Regions from separate parts of the Homo sapiens genome. Here region 1 is linked to region 2. Evidence: chromatin loops called from intact Hi-C (ENCODE). Cell type or tissue: GM12878. All regions are shown on one strand. Each heading gives the region's core, and the rest is flanking DNA. Links, peaks and the distances in the headings are about the cores only.

Region 1 (2,926 bases), core at 91-2,590, 260 kb after region 2:
AACCTACAGACCTTTAGCGCATACTAAGAACTACACATTGTGCTTCAAAATTAATGTAGCTGACTTCCTTGATTTCTTACTAGTCTATCACATTTCTGAAAATTTCAAAAAGCTTCTTTCTCTGAGATATCTGAGTCACTGCTGACACATATTGGGTTGCTAAAGACTCCGTATCCCAGAAATGCTCTCACATTTACACCTGGGGGAAGTGTGAGCTTTTTAAATTGGTCACTCAGCATATAGAGTGTTAGAATCAGTTATTCCTACACAAGTTGATATATCCAATTATGTTATATGTTCCCTTTAATGAATTTGTTTTAAATGAGATGATTTGAATCTGTTTTTAATATAAATGTTTTTATTATTAGAAAACTAAATAGAAATAAATTAAATTATTAATATAACAGCCCCAAATGATTTCTAAGTGTCTTCCATGTTTTGGATTATAATTATCCATAGACTATTGGTTTTCCAACAGTGGTTAGTGAAATCTATTGAATTTCATTTTAAAAATATAATTTTAACTATTTAAAAATTAAAATAAGAACAATACGAGTATATAAATGAGTAATATAATAGAGGCAATATAGTGTACTCGTAAGGAAAGGAAACTTTGCAGTCAGATTTACGGGGGTCTGTTACAGGACCGTGACTTTAGTAAGGTATTTAGCATCTCCATACTTCAGTTATCTAAAAAAGGTGAAATAACTATGTCTACTTCCTTAATAGTTATATCACTTGTTAATATATTAGGGAACACATTGTATTGCAAATAAATTTAATGTATTATTATTTGTATCTTGGACTAAAGATTTACCTGTCATTTCTGTTTAATTGAGAATATTTGAAGTTTAAAGAGCAAGCTGTCAAAGTTATCATTTGTAACTCCTTATCTATATGAATCAGAGTTTTCTCTAAAATGTATAATTAAAACAAAAGAAATACATTGCACTGGATTTCAGAGCTGCAGCAAGATGAAAACGTATTAGCAGCAATTGCATAACTGTAGGTGCCTGTGCTTTGGAGTAAGACAGTTGAGTTTATGAATAAGCTCTAACTTTTTGCCATCTGCGTGACCTTGGACATGTTTTAAAAGTTCCTTGAGACTCAATTTCCTCATCTATAAAAATAATATAGTAACAGTACCCTCTAGAAAATTTTATTCTCAATTTTTTGTTCATCAAAACAACCCTATCATTTTCAGTATTAACAGATGTTACAAGTAAATATTATAAAATAAGATTTGTTAGTAAAATATCACTTTTCTCTGCCTTACTTTTTTGAGTTATAAATAATATTTCATTTGAAATAAAGGGTCTGAATGCTTGAAAAGCTTGAAAAGCCATGAACTACACTATCTTTATATCTTATTTCTGAATGGTCATTCAAATGACCACATTTTATACATTGTAAGACTGTGCTGCCCCCTGCCGACCCAGTTTCTCCAAAATATTTTGAGTCTTCACTTAAGTCAAAACTTACAGTATTACACTTAAGTAACTCTCTAGTAGTCTGGTGGACAGTAATAATATAGATGGTAAAATATTGAATATAGCGCTAAATAATATATGACATTTTTCAAGATATTAAAATATAAACAAACGGGAGCAAATGAATATAATATACTCCCAACTGTGTAATATTTAACAAATTTAGATATCCAATTCCAAGTAACTATTGTAATTGCTATTGTTTACAGTGCTGCTGACACATGGTGAAAAATTAGCAAAATATAGACATTTCTGGCTAAGATTAAATATTCAGTAATTATTTCCCTGATTCTTTCACCGAATTAATAGCAACTTGATCTTTATTTCCCTACATTAGAATGGCACTTGTTTTTTGGCTAGCTGCAATGTTTTAAAATTACACTTCTAATGCATTACCTTTTCCAACTTTTGGGCATCTTCTCTTTTTTAATCTCACATGACCAACCAGATATACACTGGTGATTTTTCCTCCGGATAGTATCTCAAAATAGGCTCTTCCTTACTACTAAAACTCCTCTAATAGAGTGTTATTATCTAATAGTGCAAAAAGTACTTGACAAATCAAAAGAGCTAGGAGTAGTTCTACCTGTTGCTAGCCCTAAGCCTGGGAAGTAATTGATCTACTGAAAGTCTCATTTTTCTCCGTTATAAAACAGAGATTCATGTTCATGTCCTCTCAAGTGATAAGATTACGTGAGCTAACACATAAGTGTTTTAAAAATAGATCACTATATTTCCATAATGCAATTTCATCTTAGTTATCTTTTCCCCATTCTGATGCTTCTTCTACACTATTATCTGTGTAGTCTGCCGTGAATGCAAACAGTGGGAAATGGGGGAGGAAGGGGTGCAGAGAGCAGGCACAGGAGAGGTCTCCTATGCTCAATCAGGTCATCCTCCATGTCAGCTCAATCTGTTACTTACTTTTAAATCTTTGAACTTTTGGCCTTGTATCTTTTTTCTGGTAACGTTCTTAGTTTTCCTTAACTGAATGGCCATTTTGGATCAGCTCATCACACTACAGTTCACCAATCTCCATGCCAGCATATGGACATCAGACACTGGTAAACTAGACTTCCATACACCTGGCTTTGGTGGGGACACACCTCTACTCAAACACCCTTACAGGCAGAATGGTGAAGTAAGGACCTCTGAAAGTCTGCTCCTCTATAAAAGCAACATGAACACTGGCAAACATTGTCAAAAAAAACTTTTTCAGAACTCTGAACTAACTAAAGGCCTGCAACACTCCAAGGAGTGTTTATTCAAGAAAAATGGCTCAATACTGTGAGAACTACCAAGGTTTGTGGCATTTTAAATATACCCTATTCCCATTACCCTCTCCCCAGTTCCCTGGTAGTGTTGAAAGCCAACACTTGCAACTGTGAAATCCAACAGCCTCATAGATGCTGGAGGGGGGAAGAATGGGTTTGGAG
Region 2 (2,926 bases), core at 312-2,811:
CTGCAGCCACAGACCTTGGCAGCTCCAACTTGAACATGTAAAGGGTGTATTCAACAGACAAGTGAGAGAAGGAACCTCACACAGCCTGAGTGGGCCTGAGATAGGCTGAGGGGCCTAAGCTTCAATTGCATAAGCAGGGCTAGGTCACTCCAGTTACCAAAGACAGAAACAGATAGTCCAGAGCCGTCCAGGGGATGCTAGCCACTGCCCAGGAGATGATCAGAGAACACACAACAGAAATCAGAAAATGTAGTACAAGAAGAATTTGCTGATAGGTGCAATCGCCTCAGCAAGGCACAGGAAACTCAACTCAGAAGGCAGTCTGTCTGTCATCCACCAATTCTCTGGGTCAAGTCTGATGTGCACTCATAAAGTAAAAATGCACTGTTATTGTGACTGAGAAAAAAAATAAAGCTAAAAGGTAAGTGCCTATAAAATAAGATTTTACTAATGCAAACAAAAGCCCTAAAGAAGTGAGGTTTGAGCCCAGTGTCCTCCTCTATTAGCACCAACAATGGATAGGTGGTTGAGTCTGTCAAAATGCCTCTGGGTTTACAGAAATGAAAGCTTGGTCTGTGCCCTTCGGGGCTAAACACTTTGTTTTCACTACCTAAATTGAAAGAGCTTCCACTGGGTCACATGAGTAGATAATAAATATGTTCCTGGCCGGGCACAATGGCTTATACCTGTAATCCCAGCACTTTGGGGAGGCCAAGGTGGGCAGATCACATGAAGCCAGGAGTTTGAGGCCAGCCCGGCCAACATGGTGAAACCCCATCTCTACTAAAAATACAAAAATTAACTGGGTATGGTGGCAGGTACCTATATCCCACCCACTCGGTTGACTGAGGCACGAGAATCGCTTGAACCCAGGAGGCGGAGGTTGCAGTGAACCAAGATCGCACCACTGCACTTCAGCCCTGGGTGACAGAGCAAGACTCCGTCTCTACAAATGAATAAATAAATCTGTTCCATCAACTAGGAAGAAGAAAAAGACCTGACTTACCACCACAGGGCCATTGTGGCCATCAGATGAGTTGAGTGATGTGTGCATTCCCTATAAATTGTAGGGCACTCTCCAGATGTTTTTTAGTAAATCATCTGTTTGTTTCTTCTCTCTTTGTTCCTGACCCTCTGGCCCTGTGACATCTGGCACCCCACATGCCCACCTAAACTGGGAGAGATGGTACAGGGCCAGCCCTGGGCAATCTCACAGGGCTAAAACACAGCCAGGAATGATAGGATTGCAGAATGCACCACTAGGGTTCACTTGTAGCAACCCTGTACGGCCACTATGGGGAGCCCCATCACAGTTCTACAATCATCTCTTGTCTGAAAACCAAGGTGTCTACTGGGATCAAGGCAAAGCCAAAGGGGCCTTCTCTGGATTCCCAATGGTAACAGGAAAACACTTACCTTAACTTCTTCCACACCCTGCAGCCTCAGTGTGGAGAGGAGGAGGAGAGAACAGAGCCACGTCAGGAGCTGAGACCGGAACTGGGCCACGCAGAAAGAGATGGTGGTATGGAGCAAAACCATAGCCACACCAGGGGTCCCCAGCACACACCAGCAGGCCCACATCCCATAGAGCATGAGAATCCAGGGTCTGTGCTGCAAATGGTGGGGCCCATCCAGAGAGAGACAGGGAGGAAGAGGGGAGGGAGGAAAATAAACAGAAGTGAGCTCATGGAAGTGATATTGAAGGTTCTACATGTAAGAGGATCACGTTTAATTACCCAATAAAGAAACTCTTATCACTGCCCTGGGAATTTTGGTACAACACAGACAAACAAGATTCAGAGGGACTTTCCACATTAACCCCCAGAGTCCCATCAGCTCCACCCAGAAGCAAGTAACCACTCTCCTGCCTTCAACCAAAGCCACCCAGACCCCTGGGTCACACAACAATAAGATATTGGATTGACTTTTCAACAGACACAATGGAAGCCAGAAGACAGCTGGAAAAATGCCAACTGGACCACATCCCACATACAGCATCCTTCAGAAGTGAAGGTGAGAGAAAGTATTAGTACACATTTCTAGGAAGACCTATTAAGAAAACTGGGCCATCCAAACCACAAAAGACTTTCCAAAGTCTAAGCCAGAGATTTTAAATATGTAGGGTTTTTTTGCATTTTTGATTTTTTGCATATTGATTAGTCAAATTTATGTCATAGAAAAATTGCATCTTACCTGCTTTATGAGCTATTGAGGACTTTGCATAGTCTACCTGATTGATACATTTATTCCCATTTTAGGAGAATCACAGATTTTTATCTAATCATCAACTAATTTATAGTTATCACATTGAATAAGTAGATGAATTAACATGTCTTTGCTTTATGATATAACCTTGGTCAGACCTGATGGGGAAATCCTTAAAAACCACAATGTTTTAACTTTGAGACGCAAGGTATCATTGTGGTTTAATGATTCAAGCTTTGAAGTCTAACTGCCTAAATTCAAATGCTGGTGTCTCATAACTACCTGTGTGACCTGAGGCAAATGACTCCATCTCTGTGGATTCATTTCTTCATATATAAAACTGGGATATCCCAGCACTTTGGGAGGCCGAGGCAGGTGCATCACCTGAGGTCAGGAGTTCAAGACCAGCCTGACCAACATGGCAAAACCCCATCTCTACTAAAAATACAAAAATTAGCCAGGTATGGTAGGTGACTGTAATCCCAACTACCCGGGAGGCTGAGGCAGGAGAATCCCTGGAACTCGGGAGGCAGAGGTTGCTGTGAGCCGAGATCGCACCATTGCACTCCAGCCTGGGCAACAGAGCAAGACTCCATCTCAAAAACAAAACAAAACTGGAATAATAACAATATCTCCTTCATGGGGTGGATACACAGGAAGGACTCTACAAATACAGTTGTTATTCCCATAGGGAAATGTGATGTCTCACGGGCATGCATTT

Evidence for each region. Hi-C counts contacts between places; a loop is a spot of excess contacts. Peaks named below come from ENCODE experiments on the same cell type or tissue, not always from the same donor. Only the 100,000 strongest peaks of a DNase experiment are listed, where the experiment ranks them.
Region 1: it touches region 2 in a loop (10-fold over the local background); 71 of 110 quality-filtered maps call a loop at or near these places.

What each region holds. Positions count from the first base shown.
Region 1 is chr1:210,142,165-210,145,090 of GRCh38, reverse strand. All of the region lies in intron 6 of SYT14 (synaptotagmin 14), which reads right to left. Among named protein-coding and RNA genes, the nearest start is that of SERTAD4, 89 kb to the left of the region's middle. In GM12878, for the core only: a CTCF peak has its summit at 1,435 (motif pointing left); a DNase peak (open chromatin) is centred at 1,402.
Region 2 is chr1:210,399,153-210,402,078 of GRCh38, reverse strand. HHAT (hedgehog acyltransferase) reads right to left here. Exons shown (of 12, transcript NM_018194.6): 5 at 1,417-1,611. Among named protein-coding and RNA genes, the nearest start is that of HHAT, 72 kb to the right of the region's middle. In GM12878, for the core only: a CTCF peak has its summit at 1,294; DNase peaks (open chromatin) are centred at 1,358, 1,918 and 2,435; H3K27ac peaks cover 834 bases.